Regions from separate parts of the Homo sapiens genome. Here region 2 is linked to region 1. The links are chromatin contacts, found by Hi-C in ENCODE. All regions are on one chromosome and are shown on one strand. Each heading gives the region's core, a stretch centred on a gene start or an enhancer-like site at or near the end of the contact. The rest is flanking DNA. Distances are from core to core; before and after follow the strand shown.

Evidence for each region. Hi-C counts contacts between places; a loop is a spot of excess contacts on that map. Pooled maps may share reads with other maps.
Region 2: a loop to region 1 is called in a map with no recorded cell type, with 6 times the contacts of the local background. The contact joins the promoter of PLD1 here to the enhancer-like site in region 1. A Hi-C loop is called at or near these places in 2 of 37 single-sample maps with no recorded cell type and 2 of 50 pooled maps.

What each region holds. Positions count from the first base shown.
Region 1 is chr3:169,943,383-169,949,221 of GRCh38, forward strand. It overlaps the pseudogene FHL1P1. Among named protein-coding and RNA genes, the nearest start is that of SEC62, 21 kb to the right of the region's middle. RefSeq lists an enhancer at 2,379-2,428. Within about 2 kb of position 2,114, at least 8 of the 41 ENCODE cell types and tissues checked have a DNase peak (open chromatin) inside an H3K27ac peak, as active enhancers do.
Region 2 is chr3:171,808,283-171,814,121 of GRCh38, forward strand. It overlaps PLD1 (phospholipase D1), which reads right to left and starts at 2,201. Exons shown (of 27, transcript NM_002662.5): 1 at 2,117-2,201.

The sequences.
Region 1 (5,839 bases), core at 864-3,363:
GATAATAGCCACAGGATGTCATTGTGCAGGTGTGAGAAACTCATCTCCTGAGTAAAGGAAATAGTTTACTTGAACATCATTGAATGCCATTTTGAAAAAATATGGATGCTTTTAGATTTTTTAACTACATATACTTTTTTTTTTGAGACAGAGTCTCGCTCTGTCACTACATATACATTTTAAACTACGTTTCTAAAATAGTTTACCTTCCTCTTTGGCTCATTTCCTAAGAGGTGACTTTATTTTGCTAGCTGGGATTACAAAAAGTTTATTAAACTGATTGTTGAATTAAATAGCTATTTGTTTCATAGTGCTAGAAGTTATTCTCATCAAACAAAACAAAAGCATAAAACACTTGGTTACTGTAAAAAAAAAAATCTTACCACTTTTTAATATACAGGCATACCTCAGAGATATCTGAGATTCAGTTCCAGACCACTGCAATAAAGGAATTTTCTGGTTTCCCAGTGCATATAACAGTTATGTTTACACTATACCATAGTTTAAGTGTACAATAGTATTATGTCTCTTGAAATGTACTTACCTTAATTTAAAAACATCTTATTGCTTAAGAAAAAGCTAACAAAGTGAGCACATGCTGTTGGGAAAACAACGCCAATAGATTTACTCAACTCAGGGTTCCCACAAACCTTCCATTTGTAAAACATGCCATATCTGCAAAGCACAGTAAAATGAGGTATGTCGATACTTTAGCCCTTAGTCCTTGGTAAGAGAGGAGAGACACACTATAATTTATAATTCTTCTAATTATTTTCAAACTATTTTGGAGAAACATCATGGGGATACTAACTTTTTTACAGTATAAAAGTAAGTTAATCATTCTGTAGTTCCTGGACTAATCCTCCTCTTTTTTTAAATTCATATGCTGCTTTATTTCCATAAGGATACACTGAAACATTAGACGATAACAGCTAATGACAGAATGTAGAAATGAGACATCAGCTTCTCTAACCACTCCTACAAGAATGTTAGTACACATAGTCATTACATGTTTACTTTTGATATTGTCTCATTATATCATAAAATAATGTAGAATACAGTAAGTAGGTGATCCTGTATTTCAGGTAAGTGGTAGGTGGAAATCCGCATTTCCTCTTGAGGAAAATTCCTAGGAATCGCTATAGGAGGGACTTTGCAGCCCTCATTAACACATGGACAAAGAGCAGACAACTGCGTTACAAGGGATTCAACTCACCACTGCTCTGTACTGTCATATCCATGTTGATGACAGTCCTGGCACCTGCTCAACTCCCCCTATAGAGTTTTGCAGTTACTTCCATAGGATGAATTTCAACACTACAGGAACATCTGAAAGGGCTAGAATATTTTCATGCAGGCCAGGCATGGCGGCTCACGCCTGTAATGCCAACATTTTGGGAGGCCTAGGTGGGTGGATCACCTGAGGTCAGGAGTTCAAGACCAGCCTGACCAATATGTTGAAACCCCATCTCTACTAAAAATTCAAAAATTAACTGGGTGTGGTGGCGCATGCCTGTAGTCCCAGCTACTCAGGAGGCTGAGACAGGAGTATTGCTTGAACCTGGGAGGCGAAGGTTGCAGTGAGCTGAGAATGCGCCACTGCACTGCAGCCTGGGCGACAGAGCAAGGCTCCGTCTCAAAAAATAATAATAATAATAAAATAAAATAAATAGAATATTTTCATGGATGTTTCCAAACCTATAAACTATTTTGCTATCAATTAAAACAAAAATATTCCTAATTAAAAACAATAAAAAGGACATCAGGGTTGGTTTTGTTAAGTTTCCAGAAGTATTTGCTGTGACAATGTTCCTCTGAAACAGGCTCGTTTTCTCAGATCTGCCTACACTTCCCAAATCACCTGCATGTTCCATGCTTTAAGGTAGGAACACTCAGAAAACATGCCACATGGGGAAATCAAACATTAGTATGGGGAAAGGTCAGTTTAGAATTACAGCTAAGTTCAAATGTTAATTTTCTGGAAGTGCATATTAGTCATTTGAAAGCACAAAATAACAGAAGGAAGGTCAGAGTTTTGATGAGGAAGTTAAATCATGCACGTCAGTAAGTTCTTTTCCTGCTCACAGAAGAGGGTGAGCAGCGAGTTGAAGCAGCCACTACAACTCTTGCATGTCGCGTGACTACACGGTAGGTCCCAGCTGAGCCGCAAGAGGCATCTCAGTGGGGGCTTTATCTCATATGCTTCTTGCTTACATCACTAAGTGGCTAAATGACTAGCACTTTTCTGCTCTGTGAGAAACATGCAGAAGAGTCAATCTACTTAAATTTTCGTTTTTCAGTTGCAGCTGGACAGAAATTCACTTTGCTGCAGGGTTGCTTTTTGCTAAATCCTAATATGATCACTGTGTGCCCTTATTTGAGTAATACTGTAAAACGGGAGAAAAGACAGGAGACCTTTAAAGAGGGGAAAGACCACTCTTCCCCATTGATGGTATAGGGCAGAGAGTAAGGACACAAAGAGCAAAATTCAAATTCCATTTTACAGGGCAGGAGCCCCTGTCAGTTTACAACTTTTTGGCACAGTCAGGGCAATATACTTGCTCCTCGTGGAAAACAAAGTGCTTGTTGGCCAGATTCACAGAGCATTTTTTGCAGTGGAAGCAGCAGTCGTGCCAGGATTGTCCTTCATAGGCCACCACACTGGAGCCTTTACCAAACCCAGTGATGGGGTGCTTGCATCCAGCACACTTCTTGGCCACAAAGTTCTTGTAGCAATCCACACAGTATTACTGGTCCTCCACAGTGGTGAAATGCTGCACAGCCAGCTTCTTAGAGCAGGTAACACATACAAAGCCCTCGGCATGCCAGGGCTCATCCTAGTAAGTGACTCCCCAAGATGCGATGGCCTTGTTGCACTTCACACAATGCTTAGCAAACTTGGTCTCATGGCAAGTCACACAGTAGAAGTCCTTCCCTTTAGAGAAGAAGCTTCCAGTCCCCATGACTTGCTTGCAGTTGCTACAGGTGAAGCGGTCTTTGTGCGAGATGGTCCCCTTGTACTCCATTTTTGATCTCCTGCCACAAAGGCCTTGAAGCACCCCTTACACTTGGGAGAGTCCTCCTGAGTGGCAAACTTGTTGCACAGGATCTTGTTGTCCTTGGCCACAAAGGTCTCATTGGCAAGGGGTGAAGGCACTTGGCACAGTGGAAGCAGGGGTCATGCCAGGAGCAGTTTTTATAGTGCACCTCCTTGGAGTCCACATGGATGGGCTTGCAGCATTCCACGCAGGTGTTGGCACAGAACCTGTCAAAGCATTTCAGGCAGCAGTGGTGGTCACCCTTCTGCACATACTTTTTCCTCTGCAAGGGGTCCCTGCAGTAGAGACAGTCAAAAACTTCTCTGCCATGGTGCCCACCTTATAGCTGGAGGGACCTCACTTTGGATGTGTGACAAACAGGATGTATTTGGCAAGGGCTGGATATGGTTGAAAACAACTTCCAACGTGCTGCCTGGGGATGCTCACCCGCACAGCTGGCGGTGGCGGAGGTGGCAGTGGCTGCAGACTGCCTCCTCTTTTAATATATGCATTGTATTCATTCTCTTTTGAAGTATTCCACAGATTCTCAGAATCAGTTCTTCATTACGAGCTGTTCAACAATTCATTCACTCAGTAGATATTTACCAAGAATCTATGTGCCAGGCCTGGTGCTACAGGCTAAGGATAAAAAGGGAACACCACAGGCGCTACCTTGGCAGAGCTTATGATCCAGTAGATTTGTTGATTAGAGCGTTTATTATAAGCAGGTATATTCGTGTGTGTGTGTGTGTGTGTGTGTGTGTGTGTGTGTGTATTTAGCTAACTCAAGTTGGAGGAGAAAGGGGTAAATACTAGATGACACTCAAGTCTTTTATCAGCCCATTCCCTGTAAGTCCCCTCTCAACATTCTAAGTTCTTTGTCATCTGAAAAGTATTCAGCAATCTCAGATGTCCTTCTTTTTGTGCTCCTTTTTGGGGAATAGCTAGGTTTCCACACATTTTTTTCCCCACAGGTGTACTCCTACATAGAGAAATAGCCTATTTCACTGCAGAAAGGGTGAGAAAGTTCCAAAAAAGGTAATAAACCAGCTGTTAACAGAACCTAAAAACCCCACTTCTTAACTGTACATCTTTCTGTCTGCCTCCTAAGAGTATGCCTTTGCCTTTGGAAACACAAAAAGAAAGAGAGTACGTCTCCCTTCTGGGGATCAGCAACCACTGCGGATGCTCCTGCACTGGAGGCCTCCGTGCTCATAACCATTATGGGTCCTGCCATTGAACTGTTCTTACAGAAAGTGCTCTTCACTGGGTACCTTGAACCAATGTCAAAACCAAGCCTGTGCCACTAATGTGTGACACTGGGGGCTGTGGGCTACAAGGGGCCCATGTATCTGTGTCAGGAGAGAGAGGCCCCATGCAAAGCAAAATGTATAATGAAGTCTGTTTAACGCAAAAGCTACCTAGGAAAATTCTCTCTGGAGCAAACGCCCAGAATTCCATCTGCAGCCTGACTAAAAGTACCTAGGAGAGAGAGTTGTGAAAGAGGAAGGAGAACAAAGAAGAAGGAGAATCAAGGGAGCTGTGACCCTAACTTATGGTCCAGCTTCTATCACCTGTGACAACAAAGCTAGGAAAACTATGCTACCTACTACCCTAAGACATCCATCTTTTAAACTGAGTCCAACCACCAACATGAAAAACAATACTGACTCACCCCTCCACCCATATCGTCCATTCTGGACCAGACCTTCTACCTTGGCTCACAGGAAAAGAGGAAAGTGTTGATGTGTGCCAAGTGGAGGAGAAGGGACTGTGCTTTGGACTCCCTCTTTCTAGTCACACCACCAGGGAAGATGCGTGCCCTCAGGAGACCACCTGGCAGATAGTCACCCATTTGGCTCCTGGTCCCTCCCCCTTTCCAGCCACTTTCTCCTGCTGAACCCATCTTGCAGTTCATCTCAATTAGGGCTCTGAGTTCTGTCTTTCCCAGACAAGCAAACTCACCCTAAAGAGTTTCGTCCAACGGGACCATCATTCAATTCTTGCAAGTCTCACTAGTCTCACTCTGTGGAGGGCTATTTCTCCCTGTCGTAATGACCAGCTTGACAGTGGATGTATCTTCATCCCATGTCCTGCTTCTTGACTCCGAATCCCTTAGGCCATCATATTCTAAATTCAGAGTACCTCACCTCCTAAGCATTTCCTGTAACAGTAAGATATCCATACTTTAAGTTATTCAATTTTCCTATAGTAATCATCTCAACCAGTCTCCTACTCACTGCCCCAAGGTCTCTAAGAATTTATGCAAATGACACTGGGGGACAAGGTCATAATCTCCCCTTTCCTCAAGGGCACAGGCCTCTTCAGACACACACTAGGATATGCTGTCTATGAGCTATATTTATAATATGGCATTGACATAGCCTTTCTCTTGCATCTGCACTCCATCCTGCTGCTTCTCTGGACTTATCTCAATCCTCAAATTCTCTGTTTTAAGCCTAAGTCTTTACTCCACACTGTTGCAAAGCTATTTCGTTAATTTAACTGGACACATCACACAATATCTACCATTAGCCTTGTGTTATAAATCAGAAGCCTGTTTATCTTCTAAGGTAGACTCTGTCATTAGCTGCTTTGGATCATAGACTAAAAATAACATTCAACTGCTCTCTGAACCCTGCAAAGTGTAAAAACTAGAAATGTCTTTTTTTATATGGGCCAGGCTGATAACTTGCTAAAATGTCAACCTGTTCTTTGACATTTGTGTGAGTAATCCAACAGGTTCTGTGCAGGAAGCACAGTATTTGCTAGAGTTATTTCAAGTACAGTACAGCACTTTG
Region 2 (5,839 bases), core at 951-3,450, 1.9 Mb after region 1:
TCCCAGCACTTTGGGAGGCCGAGGCGGGCGGATCACGAGGTCAGGAAATCGAGACCATCCTGGCTAACACGGTGAAACCCCGTCTCTACTAAAAATACAAAAAATCAACCGGGCGTGGCAGCAGGCGCCTGTTTTCCCAGCTACTCAGGAGGCTGAGGCAGGAGAATGGCGTGAACCCGGGAGGTGGAGCTTGCAGTGAGCCGAGATCGCGCCACTGCACTCCAGCCTGGGCGACAGAGCGAGACTCCGTCTCAAAAAATAATAATAATAATAATAATGACAGTCCTACTTTTCCTTTGTAACAAAAATAAAAGTTACCTATAAGAGTTAAAGGTAAATAAAATTTGTAATTTTAATTAAGAAACACTAAGTAAACATACAACTTCCAAGAAGCCGGGTTCCCCACTACCTGGTTATAAGTAAGTCTACAAACCTAAATGAGCATTGTACAGCGCTTACTATAGTTCATAATTATTCTGTCATCAGGGACAAACATTGTAAAGACACTTTTTCCTCAAAGCCTTAGCATTCAATTTTTTTTTTTTTTTTTTTTTTTTTTTGAGACAGATTCTTGCCCTGTCGCCCAGGCTGGCGTGCAATGGCTCCATCTCGGCTCACTGCAACCTCCGCCTCCCGGGTTCAAGCGATTCTCCTGCCTCAGCCTCCCGAGTGGCTGGGATTACAGGCGTGTGCCACCACGCCTGGCTAATTTTTGTATTTTTAGTAGAGGCGGGGTTTCACCATGTTGGCCAGGCTGGTCTCAAACTCCTGACCTCAGGTGATCTGCCCGCCTCAGCCTCCCAAAGTGCTGGGATTACAGGCGTGAGTCACCGCGCCCAGGCAGCACTCCAACTTTTTATATGGATTGTTAACTGTACTGGTTCTTGAGAAGCCAGACTGAGCGCTTATACAATTAGTCCAAAGATCCCCAAACAACATTTAAAGGCTGTCTACAAATTCAAGCTAAAAGACTGTGTACAAATTCATTTGTGTGTCACAAAACATTTAATACTGAAAGAGATTCTTATTCAAATAGGCAGTGTGTAAATGTGGGGTCTGTTAACAGTTCAAATTGCAGATTCCTTTCCTTCTTTAAGTTTTCATTGCACCACCACGAACTAAACCATTTAACATACCTCAGAGGTCTCTGGGTACCTAGTCTCTCAGAGGCCTTTGGAGGCCCACGAAGGCTTATCTTAACTAAAATTGGCAGGGCTGGCTGATAAAGTTAACGGAACTCCCCATTTTGGAGGCAGACTTAGTAATGGTCAAACGAAGAAACTGTTGTGGTCTGTTCTTAAAAAGCTACTAGTATTTAGTGCTTCACAGAGGAAGTAAAGAAAGCAATAATCCGAGATGAGGAGGAGCAAATACAGGCGTGGCGGTAGTTCAGGACTGAGTCTACAAGGGCGGTTCTCAAGGGCGTCACAAAATCCTATGGAAGGCTTGGAGGACGGCACTCCTGGATCTGAGCCCTACGTCCCAAACACCTTCAATCGTATTGTGAGGAAGAAGACCTTTTACACACTCCCTGCTGCTGGCCCCCGGCCCCCTCGCCCCACCTCCGAGTGGTCACATCACACGGCGGGAGCCGCGGTCAGCAGCTGTGATCACACCCCCAGGACCGTGCTCTGCGGGCTGGGCTCGAAGCCTTGGGACGCGGCACTTCCTGGTTGGTACGGGATGCCGGTCCCATCGCCCCCACCAGCCCAGTCATGCCACCGCGCACCCGAACCAAGGGCGCCCGGATGACCTGGGGACACCACACACACTGCACCCGAAGCCCTGTGGCGGCGAGGCGGTGCATCCTGCAGAGGACGCCTGGGCTTCAGCCTGAGCCTGCGCGGCTCTGCGCTCCAGGCAGCCGCCCGCGCGGCAAAAGTGCGTGCCAGAGTTGTCAGCTTTCACCCTGCAGGAATTCCACCCGAAGGCGTGCGAGGGAGGCCCTTGGGGATCGCTAGGGAGTCCGCCGCCGACTCACTCGCTGAAATCCCGTCCAAGTTGGGCGGGGAGCGGCCAGCTGCCCAGGTTGGGCGGAGGAGGGACGGAGGGCGAGGGCAGTGGAAACCCGGCTCCCACGGGCGCCCGGTGATCCGGGTCTCGGCGCGGCTCCTACCTGCAGGGCGAAGGGGCCGCTAGCACCTGCGCGTTGGCGGCGGACTCTCAGGGCTCGGGTGCCTCTGGCACAGCTGGAGCTCAGCGGGAGGGAGGGAGAGAGGGCGGGCCGGAGGGGGCTCTGCGCTGCGCGGCCGGCAGGAACTCTCCGCCCGGATTCGCCCCGGATTCGCAGGGGTGGAGCGAGGCGGTGCCAGGTCCCGGGGCGTCGCGGTGCCGGCTGGAGGCCCCAGCGGGGCAGGTCTCGCGACTGGGCCTCTGATCGCCCGCGTTCCTTGTTCTCTTTTCCCAAAGTTTCATAACTCGACCGCATCACCCTAGGGAATGCTCGCTATTAGGACCATTATCAGGTCCTCTCGAGCCGCCAAGGACCAGCCACCTTTCCCGGAGCTTTGCCTATGATATCTATTCTTCGACTACTGCGGATAGTAGCCACAACTGGTCCAACTTATAAGTAAGGAATCAGCAAATCAAACGGCTAAATAACTTGCCTGAGGTGACATAATTAAGAGACTGGAGCTTTGCTGGAGTCTTTATAAGCCTTCTTGCACCTCCTTAGGGAAGTGTTATCGCCAATTTACAGGTAAGGAAATGAAGGCTCAGAACCAGCCCGAGGTCACACAGCTTAGATGGAGGGGGACGGGAATTTGTGTCCCGATGTCTCTAAAACTGGTTATAATTCAGAAATCTTAGCATAAAATAATAAATTGGGAGCAAAACAGGGAAAAGACCCATTCCACCTATGGAACCGTTCAAACACGGCAATTTTGCTGTTTTCAGTCCACTTAGAATAAAGTCTTAAGAAAAAGAGAACCAGTTGTCATGTGGCTTGAATAGCAGCCCTTTGGGAATGTAATTTTGAATATAGGCCAGTTCCAACCTCATTACACGATATTGCATCCCGCCAAAGCCAGGGGAAGCAATGGCCTCCCCATGCACCAAACTGCTAATAACGTCAGCCACTTTAAAGCATTTAGTGGATATTACACAACTGCGACTGACCAAGTTACATAATGTCTTACTGCACACATGGCATTGCATGAAATGAAAAATATAATATACCAGTCCAAATTAGGGGAGGGGGGCCAAATTATAGTCTGGAACTCAGTTTTCCTGTAACCTACAGTTGCTCAGCCCTCCTTAGACCACATTTTTGTCTCTTGAGCACATCTTTTCCTAATGATAGAAGAGTCACACAGCCCTCACTCTTTCCTTGTTGACATAAATGATTGATGTCTTTTGAATCCTATGATACTGACAGATTTTTACAATTAAACACATGACTCTCTGAGCAGAGTATTGCCTAAGAGGAGTTTAGTAAGTTTCAGACAAGCATGTTACTGGAAGGCAGAATACCCTCTCTCCTCCCCTCTTTCTCAAGCTTTATTAGTCACAGATGGTCTGATAAGTCTTGTGCACACACGTAACTGCATTCTTACAAGCTTGTCTTTAGAAATTATAATGCTTTTGGTTGAGAAGCAGCAGTCTATAAAATTGCATCCCAAATTCTTAAGTGTCACTATGAAAACATTTGGCACTTGCCTCCAACAATAGGTCTTTCTACTAAATCTAATTAGAAATAAAATTATCAAGGCCAAGCGCAGTGGCTCACACCTGTAATCCCAACACTTTGGGAGGCCGAAGCGCGTTGATTACCTGAGGTCAGGAGCTCAAGACCAGTCTGGGCCACATGGCGAAACCCCGGCTCTACTAAAAATACAAAAATTAGCCGGAGGTGGAGGCAGGTTCCTGTAATCGAAGCTATTCGGGAGGCTGAGGCAGGAGGATTATTTGAACCTGGGAGGAGGAGGTTGCTGTGAGTTGAGATTGCACCACTGCATTCCAGCCTGGTGACACAGCAAGACTCTGTCTCAAAAAAAAAAAAGAAAGAAAGAAAGAAAGAAAATTATCTAAGTGCCCTTACAATAACTGAATTTCTGCCTCCCTGGGATAGAGGAATAAAATAGGAAATGCCATATGTTGTTTAGAGATGAACTGAAGCTTATGGACTCCCAAACATGAATTTTAGAAGTAGTATGATTTTGTATGTAATTATTTTATTTTCCTGAGAGATTTTGTGATTTTTCTTTCCAACTCTTTCATATCTTCAAAGATGTCAAGAAACAGTGACTAAGTAATCATGCTATACATTCATCTCAATATGCACTTGACATTTTTGTCAAAGTGGTATTTGAAATCCTTTTAATTGTTCTATTTTCTTCTGAGAATAAAAACATATATGTTCATTTTTATAATTTTAACATCTATATTTTAGAAAAAAAATTTTACATCTATGTTTTAGAGACCACAGAAAAACATTTTTAATTAAAATCACCTATAACTCCCACACACACACTCTCTATTAGCATTTAGTATATTTCCTTATTTTTTCTATGCCCAGAGGTTTGTTATAAAATTAACACCATGCTTTACAGAGTTTAGAATCTTCCTTATCTCACTAAGTATTTATAAATTGACTATTTTTTACTGTTATTAAACTTTCTTTAAGATATCATTTCTGTGGTTGAAGAATATTACAATCATTTATCAAATGTTTTAGGATATTTTCAGACTTTATTGCAGTTTACAAATCATGCTAGAATGAACACTACGTTGCATCATCTTTGTCAAGATCTCTACATCCTTAGGATAGATTCCTAAAAGTAGAAATACTGGATCAGCATTTAGAAACATTTTTAAGGTGCTGTGTGATGCTGCAAAAATACCCTCCAGTATTAAATATTGCCTTGCTTATAACCTGAAAATGTCACGAATCAAAATCATATCTTGTTTTAATCAACTTTTTTATAATCAGTAATGCTGAACACGATTTTTTCATGTTATTATTTGTACCATTTACTGAAAATGATCTATTCATGTCCATTACCTGTTCTTTTTCTATGGTAAATTAGTTTCTTGTTAATTTGCAATAATGCTTTCAACAGAAACAGAACTATTTTATCAAAGTGACATACAAATGGTGCTCCCCCAGATTTTCCCTTGTGGTACATTTGATACAAGCACTGCCATCCAGATCATCTAGTCATTTTGGGATACCAACATCTATCATCTTTTCTGACAGTTCCATTTTCTTATAGAAAATTACCTCTCCCCAAATAGGCATAGGCCTGGCAAGACAGCAATTTCAAGCAGTAACCTCAAAAGTGAAGGTCAGATCCTTCTTCCATATTCCCACCACCATTCCATTTACCCTATAGGCCAGGTGGACTGAATCTCAGGGGATGAGGGAGCCGGTGATCTTTGAGGTTGAGCTTATTGAACAGAGACAGAAGCGGCCCATCAGCAGCTTTACCCTGACCAGTAAAACCTAGGAAACTTTTACTTCCTAGGTTTTGTGGGTCTTTTTTTTAAATCTTTTTGTTGCTTCCTTAGTTCCTGCTGTTCTTCCACTTTGTCTTGATTCTGTGAGGCCCCGGTGCCCTTTTCCTTCAGAGAGCAAGTCTGCATTCATTATTTGTCCCCAATAATCCTCACTGACATAATCTGTATGACTTCTGTGCCCTTCAGTCCACCTGACAGTCTGTGGATTAGCAACTACTCATTTCATTCATTCATTCGCAAACATCTAATTGCTAATGTTAATTAACCAATGCACATGTTTCTCTAGAGACATGGAGTATAGAGCAAGATGTTGTATCCCCAGTTACCTGATGACATAAATCACTTCAACCACCATAACAGTGACTCACTGAAAGATCAGAAC